2 separate regions of the Homo sapiens genome follow, and region 1 is linked to region 2. The links are chromatin loops, found by intact Hi-C in ENCODE. Cell type or tissue: IMR-90. All regions are shown on one strand. Links, peaks and the distances in the headings refer to the core of each region. The heading gives the core; the rest is flanking DNA. Region 1 overlaps DHX35 (DEAH-box helicase 35). Region 2 overlaps DHX35 (DEAH-box helicase 35).

Region 1 (15,748 bases), core at 4,669-12,668, 51 kb after region 2:
ATGAAAAAGTATATTAAAAGCAAACAAACAATAAATGATAACACCAAGACAGAAATATGGCAAAAAAAAAAGAGATAAAAGATATTAACAGTTACTCAAAGAAACACATAATCAACAGGCATTGGAGAAGTGACCAAATGAGCTACAGCTAAGATATATAATAACAATGAGATTTTTTTTTCCCCATCTATCCCATTGGCAAGGATTTATTTTTTTAAGGCTAATACTCAGTGTTGGCAAAGATTCAGTGAAATCGGCCCTCTTATTATACCGTTCCTGAAAAAGGTAATAACATGGTACAATAATTCCCTTAAAGTATCAAAAAATCTAAATCTTTGGCAATGGAATAAAATAACAATGAAAATAATAATAATAACAACTAATACAGACTAACTTATGTGCTAGCCCAGAGGCCCTGCATACAGGTACACAGTGTACCCACTGTGCAAAGATGCCTGGCTGAGGGGGCTAGGGGCTTCAGCAATCCGGTCCACCTGCCTCCCACCTAGCTCTAGACATCCTCCCAGAGGGAACATCTTTTTCTAATTTGCACAAAAGAACCTCACAGTCTAGCTGTGACCCTATGCCAGGCACCAACCTAAAAGTTTTTTGCTATCTTACTTAAGCTTCATAACAAATCACAATATACAGTACCTATGTCTAAAAGAACTCTCTGCAATGATGAAAACTTTCCTTATTTGTACTGTCCGATGCATAAGCCACTAGCCACCTGTGGCTATAGAGCCCTTGAAAAATAGCCAACGTGAAAAAAAAAAAAAAAGAAAAGAAAAATAGCCAATGTGGCCGGGCACAGTGGCTCACGCCTGTAATCCCAACACTTTGGGAGGCCGAGGCAGGCAGATCACCTGAGGTTGGGAGTTCAAGACCAGCCTGACTAACATGGAGGAACCAAACCCCATCTCTACTAAAAATACAAAATTAGCCAGGCATGGTGGCAAATGCCTGTAATCCCAGCTACTCGGGAAGGCTGAGGCAGAAGAATCGCTTGAACCTGGGAGGCAGAGGTTGCGGTGAGCCAAGATCACGCCATTGTATTCCCGCCTGGGCAACAAGGGCAAAACTCCGTCTCAAAAAAAGAAAAAAAAGAGAGAAGAAAAGAAAAATAGCCAACGTGACTGAGAACCTGAATTTTTTTACTTTCTTCTATTTTAATTAACTTTTATCTCAATAGCTACAGGTGGCTAGTGGCTACCATAAAGGAAAGTATACCAGCACAGATATAGAGACTACTATTTTCCCCATTTTAGAGATGAGTAAACTCAGCAAAGCCAGAATTTGAACCCAGGTAGTCTGACTCAATGCCTATGCTCTTAATCACCCTGTTCTACCACTTCTTTCTAGACTCTAATTGGGAATCTGTCCAAAGAAAACAATCAGAAAATATGGGAAGGGAGGAGAGAGTGGAGGTTAAGATTGAAACAAGATTGGCTGTGAGTTGTAATTGTTGAAGCCAGATGAAGGGTACATGGGGGTCATTATACACTTCTTTGGGATATGTATGAAACCTTAATAATAAAAAGTTAAAGAAAATAAACAGAAATGCAGCAGATTCAATTACAAGGGTGCTTGCTACAACAGTATTTATAATATTTAAAATCTGCAAGCCATATAAATTGCTAACAGTAGGGGAAGTTAAATACTTTATGATAGAGATGTGATTAAATAGCCATTAAAAATAATATCTTCAGAGAATATTTAAATGACACAGAAAAATGATCCTAATGTAATGTTAAGGGAAATATGCAAGATACAAATTAGTATATATAATTCAATCAATCCCTAGTATGCCAAAACAGATCCAAGTACACACACACTCACTCACACACACACACACACACACAGAAAAGAGAAGAAAATATACCAACATTCTACCACTGATATTCTCTGAATGGGTAGGATTATGGATGATTTTAATTTTCTTCCTTGGTATTTTGTTGTACTTTCCAAGTTGCTACAGTTGCTTTTGTAATTAGGCAATAAAATAAACACACACAATGAAAAGCTGGCAGTGAAGTCATACCTTTTTTAGCAAGCCAATGGCAATGTCAGTGTACAAGGTCCTCTCGTGGGCTTCATCCAGCATGATGACACTAAGAATCAAAGAGAAGCTCTCAGTGAGCCTCTAAAAAAGCCACACATCATCTCATCTAGACCATCAAAGAGCTTCTGGGTATTTAGTCCTCATACAATCACTTTGCATCAAAAGTAAACCTAAGTCACTCTTCTTTGACAATGAGGCAATTCTTAGGTTAATAAAAACGGTGACATTAACATACCTGAATTTTAAAAAGTGTACTATTGTTATCTTTAAGCGTTTTACCATCCACACTGAATTCCAACAGAATTTAATATCTGATTTTAAATGAAAACATAACCAACCTATAACCCCACAGAACACATAAAAATCAGAACAAAGCCCAACCATCTGAAGACTGTTAAGCTATAACAACAGTCAAAGAGGTAGCTGACTACAGTTGTGACACACGTGGGCCAGGGGGTCAAATGTGACACTCTCCTCGAGAACACCAGAGCCTAGGTAGGACAGCTTTAATGCTGTGAGTGACAGACAGATAGACAAAGAGGGGGAAGTGATAAAAAATTATTTGGACTCTGTATATTACATTTAACACAGGGCAGTTAGTTCTCTGCAGTCACCATCAATACTGGAGTGTGACAAGGCAAAATAAAAAGGACAAGTCACCAGACTAAGTAATGATAGGAATTTTAATGTGCCCATTTTTGAGTGTCTGTAAAGGGCCATACTATTTAAATTCTGAGAAAAACACCAAGGGTCCCAACAGCCAAGGTCAAGAGAAAAGCTTTGGGGCAGCTGAACACAGACGTGAATCCCAGCTACTAACACACCTGCTTCTCCGTCTACCTGGGGACTTTGGAAACTAGGAAAGCTATCATAAGAAAAACACATTTACCTATATTTTGTTAACAACGGATCAACCATCATTTCCCTGACCAGCATTCCATCAGTAAGAAACTAAAAAATAAAAACACAAAGCTTTAGAAATAATTCACTTACACTACATATTAATGGTATTTTTTAAGTTCAAGTGCAACCTCTTTGCCAGCATGTGTACAAGTAAATTCCCACAAAGGACTGTGAGAAAATGCCCCCATATTTTCGTTATCAAGCAATGTAATTGTTCACAAAAGGCTTTAAACACAGGGTCCTCAGCTGGAGTTGCAAATCTTTGAGCAGAATTTCACTTGCCTTTATTATGGGAACATCAGCTATGCCCCATTTCCTCTGGGCTTGCACCACCAGTACTATCGATAAAGAGGCAGTGAAGACTAACTGGTATCTGCCCAAAGAAACACCCTAAGTGTAAGATAATTGCTCTTCAAATGTCCCAAAGACTATAGATTGCAGTTCTTGAGGTTATTAACTTAAACTTCAATTAATATTATTTTACAGACTCTAGATAGGATCATGGTTAAGCACATGGGCTATGGTGTCAGACTGCTGGGAGTTCAGATCCTGGCTCTACCTCTTACTAAGCTGTGTGAACCTTGGACAAGTTACTCATCTTCTCTGTCCCTGATTGCTCATTTGTAAAATGAGGTAATCAAAGTATTTACCTCACCAAGTTAATGTGAAAAATAAATAAGATAGTATAGTAGTTCCTCGGTATCCTTGTGGGGTTGGTTCTAGAAACCCCCCCAACCCACACCAAAATCTGCAGATGCTCAAGTCCATTATATAAGATGGCATAGTATTTGCATGTAACCTATGCATACCCTCCCATATATTTTAAATCATCTCTAGATTATTTAGAATGACTAAAACAATGTAAATGTTATGTAAATAGTTGTTATACTGTATTTTTTTAAATTTACATTATTTTTTATTTTTATTTTGTAATATTAGCAATTCAAGGTTGGTTGAATCCACAGATGCAGAACCCGCAGGATGCAGAGGACTGACTGTACATGTAAAGCGTTTAGCATAGGACCTAGGACAGAGTAGTGTTTAAGAAAAGTCAGCTAATATTATTTCAGATTAATGAATCTTTATAAAATGCTTCAGACACATACAGTAACAGCCTTCTTAACGTACTGAATTTGTTTTCAGGTTAAACCATCTCCCTTGCATGCTGTATCTTAGGTGTTTTTTACTTTTTTTGTTTTAAGAGCAGGATGCATTGCCATCATATTTTTCTTGGACCTGGTACTAGCTGCCACATACATACGTAGTGAGAACTTCCACCAATGACAAATCACCAGTCGAGAACTGAGCACCTTGAAATTGTGACCAAATGGAATACAAAAGGTTTTTATGGACGGCTCAAAGGTTTTCATGGTTATGCAAACCACTGAAAATTAGCTAGTTCAAATATATTTGATGGTACAGAAAAATATTCCCTTCACCTAGCAAAATGAATATAACAAAATATGGCAATCTGGAAAATAAGGTCTACATTTTTACAAATCACTACATTGGTCATTCAGCTCATCTGATTTTCAATTTTCCTCTGTTGCAAATTAAGAGGTAACTGAGATTCTAATAATCAATTTTCATTTCATCAGATTATTTTCATTCACTGTTTTATTGCACTGTCTGATTAGACTTTGATTCTAGCACGGTGGTAGGTAGTACACACCCTGTTGAGTTGATTATACACTGATTACTATTGATACTAATTATTTTAACATTAGCAACAAGGCCAAAGAACACACATGTAAAATCCATTTTCATATGAAAATGGAAAAGTACTAATTAGTGAAACAACATTCATGAATTCTACACTTCATCAACTTATACTACTCTATTTTTAAGCCTTTTACAGGCTTGTTTCTATATTTCGATTGCTATTTGAGTCAGTGAAAATACAATAAAATACACATAAGAAAAGACAGCTTTGAGTCTTGGTCCTATCACTGATTGGCATATAATATCAGGCAAGTCATTCAACCTTCCAAGCCCTTAACCTCTTCATCTTTGGAATCAAGGACTAAACCTGACTTCCAAGCTCCTTTCTGGGATAAGATTGCAGGACTCTTTGAAAGAGCCCTGTGTCGGCCGGGCACAGTGGCTCACGCCTGTAATCCCAGCACTTTGGGAGGCTGAGGCAGGTGGATCACGAGTCAGGAGATTGAGACCATCCTGGCTAACACAGTGAAACCCCGTCTCTACTAAAAATACAAAAAAAAAAAAAAAAAAAAAACTTAGCCGGGTGTGGTGACGGTCGCCTGTAGTCCCAGCTACTCGGGAGGCTGAGGAAGGAGAATGGCGTGAACCCAGGAGGCGGAGCTTGCAGCAAGCAGAGATCGTGCCACCGCACTCCAGCCTGGGTGACAGAGAGAGACTCTGTCTCAAAAAAAAAAAAAAAAAAGAAAAAAGGAAGAGCTCTCTGTCTCCTAGCTGACTAAAGTCTCTGAATGTCAGGATACTTTTCTTCACTTTCTGCCATGGTATCAATGTCCTGTACAGCAGCAAGGACTACATGTTTTTAATTCTCCCAAAATAACCTTCTTCCTTATTTCCACTAGGAAAAGCAGCTTGAGCACTTTACCTTAATTCTCGTGGCCAGCTGGTCGGTGCAGTCATCAAAGCGGATGCAGTAGCCCACCTCGTGGCCCAGCACTGCACCCCTTTCTTCAGCTACTCTCCCTGCAACCTTTGGGAAGAAAGATCATGCTGAAAATAGAGACATAGAAATTACTGCACAGCGCACATACTATGGAAAATCTAAAGGTCATTTATATTTTAAATAGTATGTGAACACAATGAAAAATGAAAAGAGACAAGTTATTAGAGAACAAGCATAATAACTTTTGCAATTTTTATTATTATTATTATTGAGACAGAGTCTCACTCTGTCACCCAGGCTGGAGGGCAGTGGCACAATCTCGGCTCACTGCAACCTCCACCTCCCAAGTTCAAGCAATCCTCCTGCCTCAACCTCCTAAGTAGCTGGGATTACAGGCAAGCGCCACCAGGCCCAGCTAATTTTTGTATTTTTAGTGGAGATGGGGTTTCGCCATGTTGGCCAGGCTGGTCTTAAACTCCTGACCTCAAGCAATTTGCCCGCCTCAGCCTCTCAAAGTACAGGGATTACAGGCGTGAGCCACCACACCCAGCCAATTATTAACTTATGTATCTCACTTCATTCTATAATGGTCTTGGGGCAACTTATAAGAACATACACAATGAAAAACAAAATCACATAAAAATGTTACGGATCAAGATCCAAAAAATTACAGAAAAAATTTCAAAAGATCAAAGCCAATGAGAAAATGTTAAACATAGATATGCCAAAATTATTCAAGTTGAGCCACAAATTCAGCTCTAAATTTGGTGGCCAAAGCAAAAAGGAAAGTAAAAGAAATGACAAGATTCACCCTGTTCCTAAACAAAGGGCACACTAACCAGGGACAACTTTTCATCTCCACGCTCGAAAAGAAAACCCATCCCCCGGGACCATGAAGGCAGAACAGGAATTACCATATTCAAAGCTGGGCCAGTTTCATTTTCTCATCGAAGGCAAAAAGCTAAGTTTCAAGAATGAGATACCTGAAACAGTTCACAACTGTGTCCCAGCTGCCAAAGCCACTGAGAGGGGAAATACAGACAAACTCAGGTTTAAAACAAAGGGGGCAGATGAGTGGATGAGAAGATCAATAAAAAATCCAAGGTAGCATAATAAAGTGAAAGACAAAATATGTAATACATTATGAAGACCATAAACTATAGACAAAATTTCATCCATCAAAACATAACAAATAAAAAATGAATGCAGGAAAGAGAAAAATGAATCCAACAGCAAGATCTCTGCATTCCCCCAAGAAGGCTATTCAAAAGTTAACTTATTAATAGAAAATATTTAAAAGAATGAACAAGCATAAAAGTGGAAGAGCAATAATGAATATCATTTAGTTTAATTTAAAAGAAAATAGGACCGGACGCGGTGGTTCACACCTACAATCCCAGCACTTTGGGAGGCAAATCACCTGAGGTCAGGAGTTCAAGACCAGCCTGGCCGACATGGTGAAACCCCATCTCTACTAAAAATACAAAAAGTTAGTTGGGCATGGTGGCATGCGCCTGTAATCCCAGCTACTCGCAGGAGGCTGAGGCAGGAGAATCACTTGAACCCGGGGAGGTGGAGGTTGCAATGAGCCGAGGTCACACCACTACACTCCAGCCTCGGTGACAAAGAGACTGTGTCAAAAAACAAAAAAAGAAAGAAAAGAAAGTTTAGTATTCACCACCACATAAACTACCTAAATGAAAAGAACCAAAGGGAAGCAATATTAATAGAGATTTCCCAGGGCCCAGCACACCAATCCCCACAGAAGGAAGGAGTTCAGTCTCCCTCTTTCACAGGTGAGACAACCTCCCCAGCACCCACGCAGTTCCCAAGTCCTGACTTTAGAACATGGCTGGCACATGTGGTGTCCTGAGACAGAGCTTACTGCTCCAGCCTTTCCACCCCAGCAGCCCCAGGCTCAGGAGGGCAGAGGCTCCCTGCCCTCAGCTTCTGAGCTAGGCACACCCAGGCGTTTCCTGCCCATCAGTGTTTAAGACACTGAAGAGCAGATGAGGATCAGAAGCAGCTCTGCCTGGTGACTTGAAATTATAGAATGGGGAGGCCAAAACCAAATCAATCATCTGGCAGCTGGTCTATATCATGTAGGCTTTCAAAACGTCTTATGAAACCAGAAAGTTATCCTACATTGCTCTGCCTCTGGTGGTTGTATTTCCCAATGACCAGCATTTCACCAGGACAGATTTGTTATTGTTACTGTTCCAATTTCAACCCTACATGTCGTTATATTATAAATCTCAGAATATGGTACAGGTAGAGAATGTGTGCATAGAGATACTAGGAACTTATGGAGAAAATAGGCTTATAAGAATGAGCATACATAAATATATATACACCTACGATGTACCCACAAAAATTTTAAATTTAAAAAAATGAGCATAAATTAACAAATCTCTGTAAAAATATAATCATTTTATGGGTCTATAAGGTAAAAGCCAAACCTGTTTATTCTTACTCCTTCACTATTTGAATACATTTGCTATAAAAAGTATGTATTTTTATTTTCAAACTCTATTTTTAAATTTTTATTATTTATAATCACACAAGGTTATATTCTCTTGGCTTTTTAATAGATTTTTATCTCTATCACTTTAGTTCTGCTCCCAATAACCTCATCAACTAGACTGGACAAATACTATCTTTTTGACAGACCAAAAGGAAAGGGAGGTAAAAGACCAAAAAAAAAAAAAAAATCACTGAGCACCTACTACTGGCAAGTGCTGTGCTCTAAGCTTTCACAAATTTGTATCTCATTAAATAGACACACAGCCCATGAGGTAGACGAGACACTGTTGTATTTACAAATGAGGAAACTGAAATAAGACAGGTGTTAGAGCTTATTCTGAATCACAGGTCAGGGAGGACCTACCTGGTCTTGAAGTCAAACCCAGACCACATGAGTTCAACAAGCATACTCACTACTAATTGCCTCTCACAGAGATCAAGCAACAGCTTATGCAATCTGTTTTTAGGCTCTGAGATTGTTTGCAGATTTTAGTCTGCACATAAAGTACTTTCTGAGATGTAGCATTTCAAACTTGACAGCTCTATTAATATATTACATGCTCTTTGCTCTTTCAAGAGAAAGCTGTGGTTTCATGGAAGTTATCCATGGCTACAAATTTGGAACTAAGATGCAAACTGATTAAGAGCTGGGATTCCAAACCACAAACAGGAAAAATTGTTCTAATTTTAGGTAACTGAGTCATCTTTTAGTGACAAAAAAGATTAACTCCAGCAGCATTTGCAACTTGGTTTCCAAACTGTTAGCCCCATTTTCATACAAAAACACAACACACACACACACATAACTTCTAAAACTGTATAACTTCTTAATTGAACACCATTAGAAAATGAACTTTGGGCAAAACAACGACACAATAATTAAAACTCAGTACAGAACAAAAATAACTTGGGGAAATAGAATTAATTGTTTGTCCAGGTAAAGGCCACAAACTAAAGGCCCTACTTCCTTTTCTTTAAGCCTTTTTTTTTTTTTTTTTTTTTGGAGATAGGGTAAAGGTTGGAGTACAATGACACGATCATAACTCACCGCAACCTTAACTCCTGGGCTCAAGAGATCCTTCTGGCTCAGCCTCCGAAGTAGCTGGGACCACAGGCAGGTGCCAGCATGCCCAGCTAATTTTTTTAAAAATTGTTTTGTAGAGACAGGGTCTTGCTATGTTGCCCAGGCTGTTCTCAAACTCCTAGGCTCAAGCAATCCTCTTGCCTCGGCCTCCCAATGTGCTGGGAATACAGGCATTAGCCACCACACCCAATCTCTCAGAGCTAATTTAAAAACAACAAAAGAATTCAAACATACTATCAACAAAAAACTTATGGTGGCTCAGACTTCTACACAGTGATCCTCAACGCCAAAAGGCAGTGAGCAAAGTCTGCAGTTTGCAGGGACAGTGTGAATCAAGAATTTTATATCAACAAAAACCACAACTGAACATTCTCAAGCATATTAAAAAAAAAAAAAAGCTGAATGATAAAATTCAGCCAATACAAGAAATAAAAGCAAAACAAGCAATTCAAGGTTAGCAAAACCATAGAAAATAACTAATGATGAGTAATGAATCCATTCAAGCTAGAATTAAGGTTAAACACCTGTGAGAATTATGATTAAGAACATGTATATTATAAATCTTGAAATGAAAATGACAGGACTGTATCTACAACAAATGGAGAAAGGGAAGGTGGAAAGAAGAATACATGTGCTAATTTCCTCTTCTTTCATAACAGGAAACTATAAGGCGTAATTTGAAATATAGGTAACATCTTGAATTTTTTTGTACTCTTTTTTCTTACTTTTCAAGCTTTAATAAATTATCTTGCGGTGAACATTTATCCAAAGTACAGTCGCTACTCCTATTTCACTAAAGTTTCCTATTTTGTTAAATTCAATAAAAAATAAATATTAAATATGATCTCATTTTTATAAAATTATTTCTATCCAGCCAGTCAACCATTCATCTTCATCTTTAGGAGAAGCTTGGAATGATGTTCACAAATGTTCACATTGTTTATGTTGGATGGTGAAATTTGGGGTTTTAAAAATATATTGTTTTTTTATTTCCTCAGCACTTTATTGTTTAAAACGTTCATAATGTGCAGGATCAATTTAACAAAAATATTCAAATCATAATTCTTTTAAAACAGAAGACCTGGCCAGGCACAGTGGCTCATGCCTGTAATCCCAGCATTTTGGGAGGCTGAGGCAGGCAGATCACAAGATCAGGAGTTTGAGAACAGCCTGGCCAACATGGTGAAACCCCGTCTCTACTAAAAATATAAAAAAATTAGCCAGGCGTAGTGGCACATGCCTGTAATCCCAGCTACTCGGGAGGCTGAGGCAGGAGAATTGCTTGAACCCAGGAGGCGGAGGTTGCAGTGAGTTGAGATAGCTCCATTGCACCCCAGCCTGGGCAACAGAGTGAGACTCTGTCTGAGGAAAAAAATAAAAATAAAAAAAACATAAAAACTGAAGACCTAAACTCTTAAGGAGCAACTTCTATTCATTTAAAGCCTTTAGGAAATGTAAACAAATCACAAATGTAGACAACACAGATAGAATCTTTCCAACACAAAAAGAAACTCACTGTAACAGCAGCCACTCTTCGAGGCTGGGTCACTCCTACCACTCTTCCTTCAGCTGTCCAGCCGGCTTCTGCAAGGTACTACAAACAAAATCACATCTAAGTATACATATGATACCACTTTTGCAGAGCAATCTCCCCCAAGATGCTCCCGTATTGTGTTAAAATCACTAAGAAAGGAAAAAGTACAGTTCTTGTCCCAGCAGAACTTTGGGAATTATTTTACAGATGGAGGATCTGAGGCTTGGTAATGTTAGGTGATTTACTTAAGTTCACATCAAAGCTGATCAACAGAAGAACTAAGGCGCAATTCCAGCATTCTGACACCCCAGTCCTGGAAAATCACCATGTACTACAGATGCCTCAGGGAACAAAAAATTATCCACAGGTCACTCAAAACAGTGCTAACTCTGTAGAACAAAGAATTTTTAAGCACATATAGAGATGGCTCAACATAAATATCAACCACACAACACATTTCAGCCATATTAAATAAAACAACTGGATTTTATATATATGACTATACACCATTAGATTAGTACACATATATAAAATTTGATTGAACAGGCACGGCGGCTCATGCCGGTAATCCCAGCACTTTGGGAGGCTGAGGTAGGCAGATCACTTGACGTCAAGACCAGCCTGGCCAACATGGTGAAACCCCGTCTCTACCAAAAATATAAAAACGTAGGTGGGTGTGGTGGCACATGCCTGTAATCGTGACTACTCAGGAGGCTGAGGCAGGAGAATCGCTTGAACCTGGGAGGTGGAGGTTGCAGTGAGCCAAGATCCTGCCACTGCACTCCAGCCTGGGTGACAGAGAGAGATTCTGTCTCAAAAAAAAAAAAAAAAAATTTGATTAAGTGTATTTATCTGAGTTACCTACTTATTTAATATCTATGTATTTATTTGATTATATGCACTTAAAATCCAATACGGATAACAGTGGTTATCAGTTACATGTTTTTCTAACATCTAATAGTTTTACAATGAACATGTATTACTTCTACAATAGAAAAAAGATTTTAAAAGTTACTGCGTGTACCTGCTCATGTGTTCAAAAGAAATAAAGGAAGGATAATATAGATACTAAGAAATGGTTGTCTACAGGGAATGGGTGGGAAAGGTGTAGAAAGAAGGGGAAATGGAGGGAGGGGAACAGGGATAAAGAGGGCGTGTCAATGCTCTCAATAGATCTTTTTGTGTAGCTCTGACTCTGAGAATCACAGCCATGCATGTTTCACATACTTTTTAAACACCCAGAAGACAAATAAAACCAACCAGGATGTGGAGGGAAACCTAAAGGAAATATAAACACTAACAGATGACCCTTTCTATACTACAAATGAATAACATAACCACACTGCAGGGGGTGGAGAAGAAAAGAACTTACCTAAGGAATGATGGAAAAATATATCTTGACTGTATGTTGTAAGGCTAAAGACAGAAAGAACTGTACATAAATGCTGTAATCTAGTTAGTAAATATCCAAACAAGGTTACAAGTTAGCAATTCTGAAACTATTTTAATGAATCCACAAATATACTGTAGATGATAAGGACTAAGCTTCTCATTGTTGCAGAGAAGTTATAAATAAAGAAAGGCTCAAAAGAGCCCTATGGTATTAGATTGGAATCAGAAGCATTTGCATAAACTCATGGTGTTTAAAATATAGATGGATAGACAGATACAGATAGCTAGATGTTTTTATAATGTATGGCTTAATATTCATACATATATTTCCTAAGTCTGCTCACTGAGACTCAGCAATGACATCTCGTAGCAATGAGCACTCTAGCATCCGGATCATGATTTCTTTTTTTTTTTTTTTTTTTTGAGACAGAGTCTCGCTCTGTTGCCCAGGCTGGAGTGCAATGGCGTGATCTCGGCTCACTGCAACCTCCGACTTCTGGGTTTAAGCAATTCTCCTGCCTCAGCCTCCCTAGTAGATGGGATTACAAGTATGCAACACCATGCCCGGCTAATTTTTTGTATTTTTAGTAGAGACCAGGTTTTGCCATGTTGGCCAGGCTGGTCTCAAACTCCTGACCTCAGGTGATCCACCCACTTTGGCCGCCCAAAGTGCTGGGATTACAGGTGTGAGCCACCACGCCCGGCCCCAGATCATGATTTCTAAACATCATTCTCCAATAAAAGGAACCAGGGCTTGTGTAGGAAAAAATATAAGACAAGCCTGAAACATCTTGTAGTACTAGAAAGTAAGGAAGCGGTCAAAAAAATGAAAGCTTTAGAAAGAAAACAGGAGCCAAAATGAAGGAGCTTCTAATGTTCAAAGATGAAACAATCTGAGCAACACAATAAATAATGACAGTATTGGGCTTTAACACATAGAAAAAAATAAGTATCTATGAATCCATATTGATACACGCAAATAATCTAAGAAATAAGTGAGGAAGAAAGCACAGTTCTTCCTTACAGAAAATTACATTTAATAAAGATAGAGGGAAAGAGGAGAAAAGAAAATCATCACTGCTACAGACAAGATCCACTGAGGGGGATACTAAACTTAGTAGGTGAGAGTTGGAAGAAAAGTAGACTATTTGCAGTGTGAAAATATGTCCCCCAAGATACATATCAACTAAAAAGGGAAAGACAGTAGTTTCACAGGCAAAAGCTGGAACCTTAACCAAGTGACCAAAGTTGCTATTACCAGTGACAAGACATATCAACATTATGAACCCTTGAAATGATGCACTAAGGATACAATATCATTTCTGTAGTATTCTTGCCAAAAATACATAAGCTCCTTCTAATCATGAGAAAACATGACATAAACCCAAACTGAGGAACATTCTACAAAGTAAATCCCATTAGTCTTTTAAAGTGTCAAGTTCATGAAAGATGAAGACATATTGAGGAATTCGCACAACCTAGAAAAGATTAGGGAGAAACAACAACTAAATGCAATGTAGGATCCTAGAACTAAAAAAGAACCTTAGTAAGAAAACTGATGAGATTTAAATAAGGCCTATAGTCTAATTACTATTATTGTACCAATGTTAATGGCCTGCTTTCGATCTCTGCACTAGTAGTGAAGAGTATAAGGGAATTCTGTATTGTTTTTTGCAATTTTTCTATTAGTCTAAAAGTAGTTAAAAATAAAGTTTAGAAAATGACTGTAAGAAACAAAGGGTTGAAGATAATGTAGGGTTTTTGCTATAAAAACTATAAAGTTTATCTTGTATTAAATACATATACAAAATACTACCAACCACCCCAATCAACACAAATACAAAAAAAAAAAAAACAGAACTATAAGAATAATAGCTAAGAGTCAATGAGTACCTTATTAAGTGCCAGGAACTGTACTGAGTGCCTTATATGCATTGACCCATTTAATCCTCAAAACAAATTCTATAAGGAAGGTAACATCATCATCAACAATACACAGATGAGGAAACAAAGAGGCCACATAATTTGTCCAAGGAAACAAATAAAAATCTGTATCCTGGACTTCAAGCTCAGCAAACCAAAGTCATGACACATAAACAGAACACAACATATTATCCTACTTCAAACACACATAGCCAATCTCTTAGCAGTAGTGTTAAGTGAAAGAAAAACAATTTCCATAAAAATAAGCCTGTCCATAAAGCTAGTCACCTCAATACCCTGTGTGATTCAGACTTCTATGGCATGCTTATGATTGCTGAGAGGTGGAAATTTAAAGCTACTGAAAAAGCAGGTGTAGTGCTAACGTCAAGAGGCAGTGGAGAGTCACGGAGGGAGATCACTAAAACGTAGCTGAAGTCCATCTGAGTTCTCCACTCTTTTTAAGGATCACCAAATCTGGGCTTCTGGCTAAAGGACAGAATTAGGAAGAACTCCACCAATAACAGTACTAATAAAAATTGTACTTAAGAAGAGCTTGTGTTCATAGCCCTTATTTTTGTTTTTTTTTTTTACAGAACTCTAGTAAAAAAAAAAAAAATCATCTAGGTTCTACATATAGTTTGTAGAATTTCAAAATTATTAAGTATCCAGTGCTTTTGCACATTGTTTTTTCCCAAGGAAAGGTACTATATAAATCTAACAAGAGAGAAAAACCTGCTCCGTATCCTTGCTGTAACCTTTAGTTCCTCAGCCATTCCAATTTTCCTAGATCATAGCCCAAATTTAGCTTCACAATAAGTTGGAAACAGTGACTGTCTCAGGTACGGGGAACTGAGTGGCTAGGAGAAAAGGGAATACTCCATAAGAGGGGTAGCAGATATTTGGACCAATAATACAATCTATTACAATGATCTAGTCATTTTCAACAGCAAAGCTTAGGAGATTAACTTTTCACCATTTATTCCTTTGTTCTTTTTGAATTTTGTACTATGTAAATGTATTTCCTATTTTTAAAAAGTTTATAATAAAATGCAATTCCTTAAAATAATTCAATTCAAATGCACATGTGTTTTGAGCCAGCAACCCCATAAGTATTTTATTTATTCTATAAAAATATCTATATGTGTGCAAAATGATTTATGTGCAAACTGACTCCACTGCATCATTGTGATAATACAAAACTGTAAACAACCTAAATGTCTATCAATTGGGGATTGGTAAATTATGTTCACATACTAGCATCTATGGAACTGGAAAAAAAAACCAACAATACATTATGTGAAAAAAAAGACCAAGTGTGAAGGCATTACCTGACTTCAAAAAACGTTACAAAGCTATAAACAAAACAGCATGGTCCTCACATAAAAACAGACACACAGACCAATGGAACAGAACAGAAAATCCAGAAGTAAATCCACACATTTAAAGTCAAGTGATTTTCAACAAAAGCACCAAGAACACATCTTAGGGAAAGGACAATCTATTTAATAAATGGTGCTGGGAAAACTAGATAATCACACGCAGAAAAATGAAACCAGTTCCCTAACTCTCACCACATATAAAAATCAAATCAAAATGGATAAAAGACTTAAATGAAAGGACCAAAGTTATGAAACTACCAGAACAAAAGAGAAGGGAAACACTTCATGACACTGGTCTGGGCAAGGATTTTTTGGATATGACCTCAAAAACATAGGCAACAAAACG
Region 2 (15,748 bases), core at 2,746-10,745:
ACGACAACAAATGTCCAAAATAATAGTTAGACAAACAAGCAGAGTACAAAAAAGACCAAGACGTTAACATAAATGTCGAGGAAAAAATACTTTTGAAGAGCATTAAAAATAAACACGACTGCATTCTTTTTAAAACTTCGCAGTAAAAAGGAAAATAATGCAGAGGTCAGAGAGGTGGAGATTAAAGGGGTGAGGCATACCCATGAGGAAAAACAAAAAAACAACAGCAAAGGGAAAACACAGGGACAGCAGACACCAAGCAAACTGAAGACCGCACTTGAAAACAGAACAAGCCTAAAATGCGGGGAAGAAAAGCAACCAGAGAACGAGGCTAAAATAAACAGCCTGAGGGTGAGCTGGTAAGGCCTTATCAGCCAGCTCCTGCTCTCCTGGGGTCCAGGGCGATGTAGAGGCTGATGGCAGTGGTGGGGACGCAGAAAGGAACTCAGGCGACCTTTGGGTCCTATATGGGTCCGCCCATCAGGCTGAGGCCAGCAAAGAACCTGGCTAGGACGTTCATACTTGGAGCCACTGATGAGGCCATGGTCAAGAAGCCATGGGCAGTAGCCTGTGCTGGTCGTTCACCTGGCTATGGAGATCCTGGGGTATTAAATCCTGTGCCTGCACCACCCCTCCCTTGTGAACCTCCCAGCCTCCCTAGCCTGCTCATTGCCTTCAGGAGAACCCACAAGTGGGAGCGGTGGCCATGTGTGCCAGAGGGCCTGGGGGAACGCTGCGCTGGGAATCTCTTTGGCCGCACTTAAGCAGGCAAGGAGACGCCCTGTTCCAGCAAGTCCAATGCCACCCAAGAGTGCAAAAGGGAACACTGCCAGGATTCACCAGAGACGTCAACGTGTCATCCTTGCTTGCTGGAGGGAGCAATGACTGTGAGGACCCAGGGACAAGCCCTCTCCAGACCGTCTGCCACGCAAATTCCACCTGGTCATCCACAGTAGCCAGCTGTTTGTGCAATTATTTGATTGGCTATTTCCAGTTCCAATGACTCAGAAAAAAAGAAAAAAAAAAACAGATTAAACTGACAAGAAATCCAGAGTTCCATCATCCTGTTTCATCACAAATTAGAAGGCTGAGGAGAAAATTCAGATGAATCATTGGAGAGTGGAAAATACCTGATCTTATCTTGAGGTGAAAAAGGGATATGGGGCTGAGACTTGCCAACTCGAATTCTTCCAGGGGATAGAAATGTCCTCCAGCGGCGCCAAAGTTCACTTGAAACCCAGGTGGGTGCTTGGCAGTTCAGATCCACTTCCCAGAATGATGATCTTGGTGCTGATGCTGCCAGATGCCCTGCCCGGCCCACTCAGCCACAACCCAGTAGTTCCCAGACTTGAGGATTACATCAGTTTTTGTTTCATCATTTTGAATTGGTTTTTAATTGGGTGATAGATGAACGACTGTTGACATTTTATTTTTCCAAAGAAAACATTAAAAAATAAAACCACCATCTACTATCACCATTGTTTCCTAAAAGCATCTTAGCACCAAGAAAAGACTAAAGGATGGCCGGGCAAGGTGGCTCATGCCTGTAATCCCAGCACTTTGGGAGGCCAAAGCAGGCAGATCACTTGAGGTCAGGAGTTTGAGACCAGCCTGGCCAACACAATGAAACCCTGTCTCCACTGAAAATACAAAAATTAGCTGGGTGTGGTGGCAGGTGCCTGTAATCCCAGCTACTTGGGAGACTGAGGCAGGAGAATCGCTTGAACCCGGGAAGCGGAGGTTGCAGTGAGCCGAGATCATGCCACTGCACTCTAGCCTGGGTGACAGAGCAAGACTCTGACTCAAAAAATAAAAATAAAAAATAAAAAACACTAAAGGATGGTCTTTTATAGAGAATAAACTTAAGCTTTATAAAATGCTCATTACTACACATTCCTCATTTTTGCAAGACTCAGGAAAATTCATAGTGAGCTGACATTGATGCCTGCTGCCACAACCTGCCTGGGGAAGAATCCCAACCCCACAGATCTGTGTTCTGGGGAAACACGTAAGGGGAATTGGGCTGGGGTCTAAGCACACTTGTGAAGAAACAATTTATCAGCTTTCACTCAGACCTGACGCTCTGATCTCGAAGCTCTGATCTCCCCGCTGGGGGCTATCTGTCCATTGGGCTGCATGTCTTCACATCTTCAACTCCTGTCCCCAGGATTCCCAAGCCCACCACTTCATCAGAACCACCCGAGATGGGGCTTTTACAACTTACAGCTTCCCAGGCCTCACTGCCAGACATCCAGTCTTGTGGCTCCAGGACGGAGTCTTGCGGTTTTCCAGATTTAGGCCCCTTGGCCTGCGCCTCCCTCCCCCAGCCACCCAACCCTCTGTCTGGTCAGCGGCAGACATTCTTGCTCAGGCTAGGAGAAATGTCAGCCACACTGTCAGCGCCGGGCCCTGGAAAACAGAGCTGAGGGCAGGGCTGGGGTGCTGGGGACAACCCAGCACTGAATGGCAGGGCCCAGCCCATGAAGCTGGAGCAGCACTGGCAGTAGGCTGTGCTGACACCAGGACAAAACAGTGGAGATGGGAGCATGGAGCTGGGGCACTAGGCAGCTCTCCAAGTTCATGGCCCACATGAAATGCTCAGCAATGTGGGGATGGCCAGGGAAGAACATGAGAGCGGTCTGTCCTTTCACCAGGAAAGCATCTTGTCGTGGGGAAGTCTCTGTGGATACAGCCCTGGCCTTAACAACCCCTACTGGACCTCTGCCATCTCCTGCCACCCTGTCCTTCTCGTGCGCCCAGCTCCATCCTGGTCCACTCATCTGGTTACTTGTTGTCAAGTGTCTCCGCCTCATCCCTGTGCCATGCACATGGCCTGAGGGCTCAACATTTGCTGGCTGGACTGAGCAGCGCACTGGCTGAACCAGGGGCTCCCTGTGACGACAATGTCCAACCCCCGGGGAAGCCAGCTATGGCAGAAAACTGGCAGGGTCTCTGCAAGCCACCAACACAGAAAGCTGCCATCTCTGGGCCTACAGGGCACCACCGCCTCCATGCTTTCCAGCGCCAGCTTCTCTCTGCCCTCTCACTTGCTCCAAAGGGAAGACACAGCAATGCTGTGGGGAATTTTACTAGCAGTATCTGAAGACCTGTGTGGAGCCCGAGGGGACTAATTCTGTGGAAGTACTGGGGGACAGTCTGTGAGGTACTAGGCCCTGCTGTCACATCTGTGGGCTGACAATGGGAACAGGGACACAGACCTGCAACAGACAAAGTCAAAAGCTCTCATCTCTCTCGCCCAGGCCGGGCCCCACTCCCTGGTGAGTTGTGTGGTCCCAGCCTTAACCAACCCTACTGTAAAGGGGCCTCCCCATGGGCCCAGGATTTTGTAGTTGCTTCGGACAGCAAGGACCTGTCCCACCCATCACAGACTGTGACATAACACAGGACACAACACTGGGGGGTGTCGCCTGGGGAGGGCTGCCTTCTGAGAGGTGGAGGGACAGAGGGGAAGCATGTGCTCAGGATCAGGCGCCCAGGGGTAGAGGCAGCATGCAGGGACGGGCTTGCCTCTGGGTGCTCCCTCCAGATTGTCCGGGCTCCCAGTGGACTCTGGTCTCCAACCCGAGGGTGTGAAACCTGTACCTTTCCCCTTCCACCGCCATATAAGCTTTTTAGGATCAGCCCCAGTCCTAAAGCCAAACTTGAAAAATAATGTTTCTGACCTCTCTACAGGAAGATCCCAACTGGAAACTGGCAAGAATTAGCACCTCTTTGGGACTTCTTTTAAATGTCCCACAGTTTACTCTAATCAGGTCTTGAGGTCATTCAGTCACATCATCTTGCTTTAGGGGGCTTCCTGTGTCCCTGAGATCCCAAAGCTGCTGTATGCCACAGCATTAAGTTTCTTAGCTAATGTCAGGCCCTCACTTCGAACAATTCATTAGAACATCTTAACATACAGACACGAAAACCAGGTGTGGGAGGGAAGACATTTACTTTAGGTATAAAGGTTTACTATTATTAACAAGTTATCACTATTATTTACATGTTTATAAAATGGAAATAAAAATGACATACACGTTTGGTGCCAAAAGTGGCACATCCAAACTAATATCAGTATAAAAATAAATTTTCAAGCTATGTGTTTTTAAAATAAAGGTCATTGAAACAGTAAGGGGGAAAAAATCTGCATCTGGCATGTGTTGAAATGCAATCATCATCACAGCAAAGCAGCCCTGGGGCAACAAAACCAGTGCCTGCTGGAAGAACTGTCCCCACGCGCTCTTGCAAGAACCCAAGCAAACAAACAAAAAAACAAATACACCAGTGATGTTCCTGAGCTACAGAAGTTTAGGGCATCCAAACTGTTGTGAATTCCTGCTAAAGAGGAGGCCCTGTGGGATCTGAGCTGATGAACTCTCCTGAGTGCTCAGCTAGCGTGGCACCAGGACCTGGCACTACACTCTGAGAGGACGCTAAGCCTACCTGTGAAACACAAATCCTCTGCTAACACAAAACAGCGCACGAGTCCTCTCTGTCAATCACCAATCCCTTGCAAGTCTCCTGGCTGCAGATAAACAGGGACAAGGGCTGAGGACAGACAGAAGCCACTGGGTTTGGGAGACCCTGTGCCCATCAGACATGCCCTTTGGTGGTTTCGGCAGAGATCCCCAATGTTTCGTTCATTCGTAGAGACATGCTTGTTCACACCTGGCAGCAGACCTCATTGGTTAACACAGCTGTGGCCCCAGCAGGGAAAGCAAAGCCAGCCCAGCAAACCCTCTGTCCACCCCACATGGTGTTTTGGCCTTCAGTGGCTAACTTTCCTCCTTGTTTCCCATAGAGCTGGGCCAGGACTGCATGCCTGCTGGAAGTGGCATGCTGGGTTAGTGAGCGTGCTGAGTGAGCCAACTCCCACTCTGCCCGCTGCAGCACAGAAGGATGCCTGCCCATGCACAAAGTCCTCCAGGATCCCAGCAAGGATGCAAATGCTGTGGGCAGCGGGAAGAAAGGACTAATGAACAGGCCGCAGCCCACTTCAGAGCAACCAAACATTCCACAGGAGCTGGTGCCAGCTCACCCCACCTGGGACCAGGGGCAGCAGCATGGAGGAGAGGACGCCAGCAGTCCCTGCAGCTGTAGCTGTGGGCTCCTCTCACGGGTCCTGGACCTTGGCCCTTTTGGCTTTCAGAGACAGGTGCTGCAACAGAAGAGAAGACACTACAGTTGGGGTTGATTAGACAAAGAAACCAGACTGCAACATAATCCCCATATGAATGACCACATCAAATCTTCCATCTGGTCCACACCTTCCCAGTAAATGCTGAGCTGTTCATGAAACAGCCTGGAAGGAAAAAGCCCAAGTGGCCAATGAAGAAGCCGACCTGAATTCAGCCGCCAGCAACCCGAGGCCCAAGCCACAGCGGCTGAAGCTGGTTATACAGGGCTCTGCGGAAGCTGTCAAGGAAAGGTTTTCTTTTTGAGACACGACTCTCCCTCTGCCCCAGCCTAGAGGACAGCACCGCAGCCAGACAACTGTGCTCAGGAGACTGGGCTCAGTCTGGAAGTGATCTCAAATCTCCAAGAAGTTCCTGACAATAGTCAAGAAAAATTATCCTCTCTTTAGGACCAAGGAAGTCAATTTACCAAGCGTCTCAACACACCAGGTACCCATGCTCAAGGATGGAGATAAAGATATGGCCTCTGCCCACATGGAGGGTACAAGCTTGCTGGGAAAACAGAAAGGACACCTCCTAGTGACACTTTTTTTTTTCCCCAGAAATGTCACTTTCTACCATTATGAATAACACGAAGCACAATATTCTAATCATAGGCATCAGATAATAGGATTGGAAAATGAAGTATTTTTTACATTCTAAAGCAAAGCCAAAAGTGGCAGAAATCCTTAAATATGCCTTTGAGGCAGAGTGTGTAAATACAAGCTTTTAATGAAAGACCTCCCTCCACTCATCAACTGGGATATACCCGACAGCCCATTACTAATCATCAATAACCAAGAGATCCCTAAGCCGTGCCAACTAACACACAGTGGGAGCCTCACATGAGAATGCCCACCCTGACTGCTCCGGAGCTGGTGTGCCCACTACTTAGCACAGCCACATGGCCCCACAACATCAAGCCGCATCGCCCCCAGAGAGAACTGCAGGCCCTGAAAAAATGGAGGGCGTGAACGAAGACACAGCGCACCACCAGGTATGACGTGAGAGACAACAGAGCGAACAGGACCCGGGTATAAATGAGCTACAAGAACTCAGACTTTCCATCTGCTTACACCTGAGGGAGGACTACTACAGGCTCTTGCAAAGGCCTCGTTAAAAGGGTTTTCCCTAATAATGAAGATATCTCTGAGAATAAGGAAAAATAATTTAAAAGCCAGAAGGCAAATCTCTGAATAGGTCACCCCGTTCTTCCCCTGTCTAGCTGTAGGTCTTGCTGAATTTCTCTGAATTCTCTCTCTACACGTCACCTGATATAACCCCTACAGCTAATGTTAGATATCCACGGCCTTAGCTTGGGGATGGGAGATGACGCCATTGTGCCTGTGGGGCCATTTTTGGTGCTTTTTTCTGGGAAGAATGTTGAATATAAACAAAGCTGACTCTGAACCATTTCAGGCCTCCACACAGGGTGAGAGCAACATTCCGAAAAACAGTGGTGATGGAAAGTCTCCAAAGGTGCCAGGAACAGAGCCGTGAATGATCTGTGGGCTGTGGAAGGTTGTGAGGTGCTGCACTGTGTTCAGTAAAGGAACATCTACCATACATGGGCAACCCCTGTAGATCTGGAGGTTCTTTGAGAAATCAATCTGCTTTGGACAAGTTAATAGTAGAAGTGCCCTTGGACTATACAGTTAAGAAACAACACAAGTTTCTCTGTGGTTTGGGGACCATCGTTATACAATGAGGTTGTTGTATTAGGTGATTTCTTTTTTTTTTTTTTTTTTTTTTTTTTGGGGGGACAGTCTTGCTCTGTCGCCTAGGCTGGAGTGCAGTGGTGTGATCTCGGCTCACTGCAGCCTCCACCTCCTAGGTTCAAGTGATTCTCCTGCCTCAGCCTCCCAAGTAGCTGGGATTACAGGCACATGCCACCATGCCCGGCTAATTTTTGTATTTTTAGTAGAGACGGGGTTTCACCATGTTGGCCAGGCTGGTCTCGAACTCCTGTCCTCATGTGTTCCACCCACCTCAGCCTCCCAAAGTGCTGGGATTACAGGCGTGAGCCACCGTGCTCGGCCGCACTAGGTGATTTCTAAAGGTCTGTCCCAGCCTCTCTAAAAATACTCCGATGACAGTGGAGGTGATGAGCTTAAAAATAAAAAAGCCATTTGGAGAGAAGAGACAAATGAAGAAATTTGGGCTTGTTATTTTCTTCAAATTTCTGAAGCTATTTGCTCTTTAACTTTGTGGGTTTGACCTAAAGAAACTGGAATTTTGAGCTGAGAAGGGAAAATGACTCAGCTTCTGGGCTAATTCTGTTTCCAAGAGTCTAAATGAATCCAAGACAATTTCAGGCTTATCCTTCTCTGGCTGTCTGCATCTTCTTACTTTAACAGGCATTTTGACCACTGCACCATTCCTCTTTCAACCTCTAGTTTACCTTTCTGATCCCTTCTCTTGACTCCTGAAGTCTGCTGCTTTCCACCTGAGAGGTTTTGAAGGAAAAGCCTTTCTTTCACCAGGTTTATTCTTATCAACCTAATTCAGCAAAGACAACACACACTGCATTTTTATCAGTCCCTGCAGGCTGATCTGCTTTCCAGCTGAAATATCTGAATTGGGATGTGTGAAGAACTATAAAGGTGTGAAATGGTTTTTGTTTGATTACATAAAAATTAAATATTATAAAATTTTGAGAGGGCAATGTCCCTTGACTTTGCTGGAGCAGGAGAGATGAGGAGATCCTTCCATTTACAGGGTCACAAATTCAAATGTCTCCAAGAGTGCAGCAGGCAAGTAAGCAAGTGACATGGGACTACGGCACCTGGCGATGTCACTAACAGCAGGCAGCCACCCCTAAGCCCCTGTGATGCCACCACGTAGGAACGCAAGCCTAGTGTTGCCAGACTAAACATGTCTTTCAAGAGAAACCAGAAATTCATGTTTAATATGAAATCTCCCAATTTTTCAATGTGGCAATCAATTCAAATATCGCTTTGGAAACATTGTGTAGTCCAATTCTGGCCCTAATGGAGAAAAAGGTTTCAGACTTTCTCTTCTGCTGTAAACAACAGTAAACTTGGGCAAAATATGTAAAGCAAGTATTTTCAGGCCACAAACAGCACAGGGCTGTAACCCTTTTAAAAAAGGAGCTGGGCGTGGTGGCTCACACCTGTAATCCCAACACTTTGGGAGACCAAGGCGGGCGGATCACCAGAGGTCAGGAGTTCAAGACCAGCCTGGCCAATATGGCAAAACCCTGTCTCTACTAAAAATACAAAAATTAGCCGGGCATGGTGGCGCACGCCTGTAATCCCAGCTATTAGAGAGGCTGAGGCAGGAGTATCACTTGAACCTGGGAAGCAGAGGTTGCAGTGAGCTGAGATTGTGCCACTGCATTCCAGCCAGGATGACAGGGCAAGACTCTGTCCCAAAAATAAATAAATAAAAATAAAAAACGAACTGGTGGCATGGTGGCTCACACCTGTAATCCCAGCAATTTGGGAGACCAAGGCAGGAGCACCACTTGAGCCCAGTTATTCGAGACTAGCCTGGGCAACATAGTGAAACCCCATCCCTAAAAAAATTTTTTTTAATTAGCTCAGGCCAGGCCTGCTGGCTCATACCTGTAATCCCAGCACTTTGGGAGGCTGAGGTGGGTGGATCACTTGAGGCCAGGAGTTTGTAACCAGCCTGGCCAACATGGTGAAACCGTTGTCTCTATTAAAAATACAAAAAAAAAAAAAAGAAAAAAGAAAAAGAAAAAAATGAGCCAGACGTGGTGGCACACACCTGTAATCCCAGCTACATGGGGGCTAAGGCAGGAGAATTGCTTGAATCCGGGAAACGGAGCTTGCAGTGAGCCATGATCGTGCCACTGCACTCCAGCCTGGGCGGCAGAGTGAGACTGTCTCAAAAAAAAAAAAAAAAATAGTTTGGAAGAGCAAAAGGAGAAAGAAAGCGAGAAAGCGATACCTTTTTTTTCTTATGAGATTAGGGGGATTTATTTTTAATTGCACTTCACTATGAATTAAACGCTAGAGTGCTTTCCCAGAATGTTTTGGGGATATGGTAATGGCCTTTCCACCCTATGCACCCCTAGGGGGAACACACATAGGGCATTAAATTGGAGAAAAAAAGTACATTTAAAAACATGGAGAGGCTGTGAACAGGTGGCTGGGGCACAGACTCAGTTCATTCCTACCGTTCCTTGTTGATAAAAGTGTGGAGCCAGCTCCAACAGCCAGGCCGATTCAATGGCAGTCACATCTCTCATGTAGTACTTGGAGGTCTGTATAACTTCGTTATAGATGACCCTGAAATGAGAAAGAAACATGAGCTAATTTCCCCCTCTTGTGATGACAGTCAGGAACCACAGGTAGACATGCTGTTTCCTTTAACCTTTAACAGGTTCTACTCTATGTGCCAGACACTGTGCTAAACACATGCATTTATGTTGCTCACCACAGCCTCAAGACCTAAGTGCTGGGTAATGGTGTGTCCATTTTTCAGATGAGACTCTAAATCCTCAATGACTTCTGGAACATCTCAGTTATCCGCGAAGGACCTTTCTGGATCCTTCATCTGCATTTACAGAACTCTGAACTGAGCCTAATGACTTTATTAGAAAATGCAGAAATGGAGGCAAAGACTTGCCTGATTCTGAAAGAGGCTGGGAACTGACTGTAAAGAGACACAAAGGAATTTTCTAAAATGATAACAATATTGTATAATTTATGTGGGTCCAGGTTACATGGGTATACACATTTGTCAAAACTCATCTTGCACTGTAAATAAATTATACCTTTATTTAAGGGAAAAAATGTTTCTAAGGCTCAGGTAATAGACAACCGAAGAGCCAAGAGCATAACATCCAGTCCCCTGATTTTAGGTGTGCATATGAGTAGATATCAGTTTCTGAAACATCCAAAGTGTTAATTCAGGGCTTCCCATGTTATAAACATACCAGCCATACTGTGGTTCCCCACCCCTCAAAAACCAGTAAGTGAATCTCAGCTGATCAAAGGAAAAAGAAGGGCCCCCCCTGCAAAGAGGCCGTGACTGGGGGGCACTTTCTTTGCCACCTGAATGGTATGGCATGGCTTCAGGCTGGCTCTATTTCCCCAACCTTTCTTTGCCCTTCAGAGCTCCTTAGGAATGAAGCAAGAAAAAGAAAAGCCTTTCTCCTTTAAGCAACTCCCAAATTTAACCACCCAAAAGTCAGCAAAAAAAGGATCTAAAATTGAGGTTTTGCATCTCTCTTGATTTAAAAAAAAAAATTTTTTAAAGGCAGGGTCTCGCTCTGTCACCCAGGCTAGAGTGCAGTGGTGCAATCATGGCTCACTGAAGCCTGAATCTCCTGGGCTCAAGCGATCCTCCTGTCTCAGTCTCCTGAGTAGCTAGTACTACAGCCACGTGCCACCATGCCTGGCTCATTTTTTTTTTGAGAGTTGAGGTCTGGCTATGGCACCCAGGCTGGTATTGAACTCCTGACCTCAAGCAATCCTCTGGCCTCAGCCTCTCAAAAGTGCTGAGATGACAGGCGTGGGCACTCTTCAAATTATCCTGCACACGAGTGTGCGTATCCTGACCACATTAGTGTGGTCACTGGGTAACATTTCTAAACCCAGAACCGACCAAGGTGCTTTCAACCTAAGCAACTTCTAGGTCTGCAGTGGCTACAGGATAAATCCGATTCCTTGGTCTAGGGAAACAGAACTCAAACTTTACTGCCCAAAAGAAACATCTGGAGGGCTTGTTAAAATGGAGTCCTAGGCCCTAGTCCAGTTTCTGATTGAATGGGACTTGGCATGGCCTGAGAAGCTGCATTTCGTACAAGTTTCCAGGTGATACTGATGCTGGGCTGGAGACCACATTTTGAAAGCTGCAATTCTAGGGTACAAAGTGTTTGACCACAGACTTTCTTGCCTTCAAATCTACCGCTATCTTCTCTCCCTCTCTTCACACACACCCCACCCTTTTTCCCAGGGCTTCTCCATCTTCCAATTGGAGAAGGACAAGTTGTTGTCGTCTTTAAAATTTCCAATCTGGGCCAGGCACAGTGGCTCACGCCTGTAATCCCAGCACTTTGGGAGGCTGAGGTGGGCAGATCACCTGAGGTCAGGAGTTTGAGACCAGCCTGGCCAACACGGCAAAACCCCGTCTCTACTAAAAATACAAAAATTAGCTGGGCATGGTTGCATGCACCTGTAATCCCAGCTACTCAGGAGGCTGAGGCAGGAGAATCACTTGAACCCCGAAGGTGGAGATTGAAGTGAGCCAAGATCACACCACTGGGCAACAGATTGAGACACTGTCTCAAAAACACAGAGTGAGACACTGTCTCAAAAAAACAAAATCCAATCCATGGTTGATCAGTACTTTTAATCAGTACTTTTTATTGGTAAAATACAATATAAATGAATTCTAGAAAAATGAAATTGTAAACAAGAAAAATATAAGCCCCCAATTTTTATTATTAAATTGGACAAACATAAACTTAACCATTGAAATGTTATAAAGATGTCTAAAGGCCTACTCTAGACTTCTGTGCTTACCTCTTTCTTCCTAGGCAGTGTTACAGAGCAGCACCATTGCATGGGCCACCCATACCAATGATTCCCCACTTCCCAAACGCATGAGGTTCCTTTATGTTCCATGGCTCTGCCCCTGCTACTTCTCTACCTAGAATACCCTCCGGGTCCTTTCTGACTGAACACTCTTGTTTCCAGGTTCAGAATGAATGTTATCTCCTCCATGAAGCCTGCCCTGACTCTCACTGGCACATGATGTGCTGAGCCCAGCACTTCATCCATGCTGCTAGTAAAGCCCTTCCCCTAAGGTAGTTGACTCTGTGTCTGTCCCTATGTCAAAACTGTGGGCTGGGGCCGGGTACAGTGGCTCATGCCTGTAATCCCAGAGCTTTGGGAGGCCGAGGTGGGTGGATCACCTGAGGTCAGGAGTTGGAGACCAGCCTGGCCAACACAGTGAAACCCCATCTCCACTAAAAATACAAAAATTAGCCAGGCGTGATTGCACACATCTATAGTCTCAGCTACTCAGGTGGCTGAGGCAGGAGAATCACGTGGACCTGGGAGGCAGAGGTTGCAGTGAGCCAAGATAGCGCCGTCACTGCACTCCAGCCTGGGCGACAGAGCGAAACTCTGTCTCAAAAAAAAAAAAAAAAAAGAACCGTGAGCTGGGATCCCAATTCATCTCTGCATAGCTGTGCCTCATGCAGGGCTAAGCATCCAGTCAGTGGTTGAAAATGAACGTTTGCTGAGTGGATGAGTGAGTAGACAAATATCACTGTTTGCTTAAGAAGCTCTTTGCCAGAGCAGAAATTCTCTTTTTTTTTTTTGACATGGAATCTCACTCTGTCACCCAGGCTAGAGTGCAGTGGTGTGATCTCAGCTCACTGCAACCTCTGCCTCCCAGGTTCAAGCAATTCTCCTGCCTCAGCCTCCCGAGTAGCTCAGATTACAGACGTGCCCATCACGCCTGGCTAATTTTTGTATTTTTAGTAGAGATGAGGTTTCACCATGTTGGCCAGGCTGGTCTTGAACTCCTGACCTCAGGTGACCTGCCTACATTGGCCTCCCAAAGTGCTGGGATTACAGGCGTGAGCCACCACGCCCGGCCCAGAGCAGCAATTCTAGAGGCGATGTCAAGAAACATGTACAGGAGAAAAACAAGAACATGGCCCTGTTCAAAGCAGGCACAGGCTAAGCAGCAGGATGAGCTTACCAGCGAGGCGGCTTCTCTGCATAGAGGACTGACGCAGGGTGTATGTGCAGCTCATGGTCATCACGGATGGTCCTTGGAACATAGAAGAATTTTGTCTGAAGCACATTTTAAATACTTATAGCAAGACTTTCCCACAGATATTTTTAATATTACCAAAAAAGCATGCAGACTGAACTCGTCACAAGCAAAACAATTATCTCCATCTTCTCTTGCAACCTTTCTTGATCCCTCTCCTGGCTGCCACCCCAGAAGTCAAGAATAAATCACGTGGAAAAAGCGAAGAGGAGAAAAGCAACACGCGGACACTTAGAAAAAACATTTAGGAATAAAATGCTCTGCCTATGTTTATGTGTATCTTCTGCAGGTGCTCTTTCAAAACAATTTCCTTTGGAATGGAAATAATACATGTGATTTCTTCTATAATCTAAAAAGCAAAGTTAAATACTAAAGATAATGACTATAGGGGGACGTAACGATAATGAAAAAAGAAAGCTCACAGCCAGGCATGGTGGCTCATGCCTGTAATCCCAGCACTTTGGGAGGCCAAGGCGAGCAGATCACTTGAGGTCGGGAGTTCAAGACCAGCCTGGCCAACATGGAGAAACCCTGTCTCTACTAAAAATACAAAATTAGTTGGGTGTGGTGTCACATGCCTGTAATCCCAGCTACTCCGGAGGCTGAGGCAGGAGAATCGCTTGAAACTGGGAGGCAAAGGTTGCGATGAGCCAAGATCACCCCATTGCACTCTAGCATGGGCAACAAGAGCGAAACTCCATCTCAAAAAAAAAAAAAAAAGCTCAATACTGGACTATTAATTTCTCTGAAATAGTACTTCCAATTCCAACTCAGTAGAATGATCTGTTTCTTGGGGGAAGTGCTTCAAGTGCTGTGACGGAATGCCTCGTCGGCATTGTAATAAAGCCAGCGTCCTGGGGTCCTGGGCTGTCCTACCAGGGGGTGGTGAGCTGATCAACACTAAATGTTGTCTCAAAGGAATGATTAGCCTGGAACCTCTTAGGTAGCCCACATTGTTGCTAAGGACACTGATAAAAGAATTTTCCAAACGCTAGTCAAAATTGCTAACTCTCCAGGAGAGTAGGAGCAATCAAGATGACAAGCTGGCAGCACTCCTTAGGGAAGATCTCGGGCCACCGTGGGGGTCGCCTCCACATGGACAAGTTGCCTCAAATACAGACAACTCAGGGTGGGGAGGTGAGCTCATACAATGGGCAAATGAATCACAATACTGACAGGCTACAACATGCCTGGAGTAACAAAGAGAACATACTAGAGATCATTGTAAAGTGCTATCCTGCAGTTCCAACAGTCGGCTACTAGGATACTAGATGGAGCAGATCTGGCTGTCAAAATTAAAAAAGGCTCAGTGCAACTCTGGACTCATTAACAGGAGCCCAGGACAAGGGATATCTTGGCTGACCTCAAGATAACAGGGCAGTAATATTTTCTCTGGGAAAAAAAATTAATGACAAAATAATACATAGAAGAGCTGGGGAGAAATTCTTTGGAGTGTTCTCTTATTAAAGAACAGAAAATGATGATAGCTACACTTTTAGGAGGCTACACTGAGGTTATGAAACTAAAATGAGCCAAAGACAGAAAAGACAGAATAAAAGTAACAATTCAAAGCACTGGAATGATTAGTTTGGAGAATCATGATACTGACAGGCTACAGTATGCCTAAGCTATGCTTAGTTTTCACTGCATTTGAATATAGTAAAGACCATTAGGAAGGCATCAATGAGTGATTTCCTATGCCTAGAAAATGGAACTGGAAGAATCAGGTTATGTAGCAGGAGGCACATCCAGCACATGAGAAACACCTGGCTACCTCCAAAGACACCAGACGTGGCCACACTATACCAGGGTGGGAGGGGACTTCAGTCGTGCAGATCTCTAAAGACATAATAAACTAGCCAATTGTAAAATAACTTCTCTGAGAAACATTATTTTTAATAGTTTCTTCAGGTCATATTATTCTGTCATTAGAATTGAAATATTACCAGCCTCAAGATGTATAATTGTCATCCTTCTAAAACATACAACATATAGATGAGCTGAATATGTGAGAATCATTTTTAGAAAGTCAAGATATTTTGCTTAAAGCTATGTCGCTAACCTCAACTCAGTTTTGGAAGGAGACATGGTAGAAATTACAAATAATTATGCAATTACTATCTCTGCACAGCTTTCTGTGGGGTTTGGGTCATTTGTAAGATTGTTCCTTTAACAAATGACTTCACCAAGTATCATGTTACCTATAAGCTCCAGTAGAATGAAACCTCGCTGCATTGGCGAAGAAGCCGGAGACAATGCACCTCAGAACCAGATCCGGGTCACCTACATAGGCAGCCAACAGAGAGGCGGGTGAAACCCTTGCCTGCCCTAGGCTCCGTGTGCTCTAATGCACAGGATCCACTCCCAGCACCACCCCAGGCTGCTTCAAGACACCTGGAAACCCTCTCCTGAAATGGCTCCAGCCCTACCCTTCCCAATGCTGGATGCCTGCCCCAGCACCATCTAAGGAGGTCCCACTCCCCACAACTGCTGCTGACAACAATGCTGGTCTGCTCCTTGAACCTGGGACCCCTCCAACCTCCCCTAAGCCACAGATGACTGGACCATGGCTGGGCACCAGAACCTAAGAGTGCTGCTCTGCAGGCTGGTCAGTGACCTCAGAACTCCTTTGTAAAAGAGTGTCATATGGCAACAATGTTCTTTCTATAAAACACAAACTGGAGATAGTATACAACGTTACTTCTGTGGTTATGAGCTAGTGTTTGAAAATTGAAGTAATTCTTCAAATTTTTCAAATGTTCCATTTTAACTGGTGTTTCTATTGCTAC

Evidence for each region. A loop is a pair of places that touch in the nucleus more often than their neighbours do. Peaks named below come from ENCODE experiments on the same cell type or tissue, not always from the same donor. Only the 100,000 strongest peaks of a DNase experiment are listed, where the experiment ranks them.
Region 1: it touches region 2 in a loop (2.1-fold over the local background); 10 of 110 quality-filtered maps call a loop at or near these places.

What each region holds. Positions count from the first base shown.
Region 1 is chr20:38,978,719-38,994,466 of GRCh38, reverse strand. DHX35 (DEAH-box helicase 35) reads right to left here. Exons shown (of 22, transcript NM_021931.4): 4 at 10,691-10,768; 5 at 5,550-5,654; 6 at 2,952-3,013; 7 at 2,042-2,111. Among named protein-coding and RNA genes, the nearest start is that of DHX35, 24 kb to the right of the region's middle. RefSeq lists an enhancer at 6,336-6,455. In IMR-90, for the core only: no CTCF peak of the experiment used is centred there; a DNase peak (open chromatin) is centred at 8,656.
Region 2 is chr20:39,027,912-39,043,659 of GRCh38, reverse strand. It overlaps DHX35 (DEAH-box helicase 35), which reads right to left. Exons shown (of 22, transcript NM_021931.4): 19 at 15,161-15,242; 20 at 12,885-12,956; 21 at 9,343-9,454; 22 at 3,939-5,161. The coding sequence ends at 5,117. Among named protein-coding and RNA genes, the nearest start is that of DHX35, 73 kb to the right of the region's middle. RefSeq lists a silencer at 848-1,048. In IMR-90, for the core only: no CTCF peak of the experiment used is centred there; DNase peaks (open chromatin) are centred at 6,539 and 7,429; H3K27ac peaks cover 2,714 bases.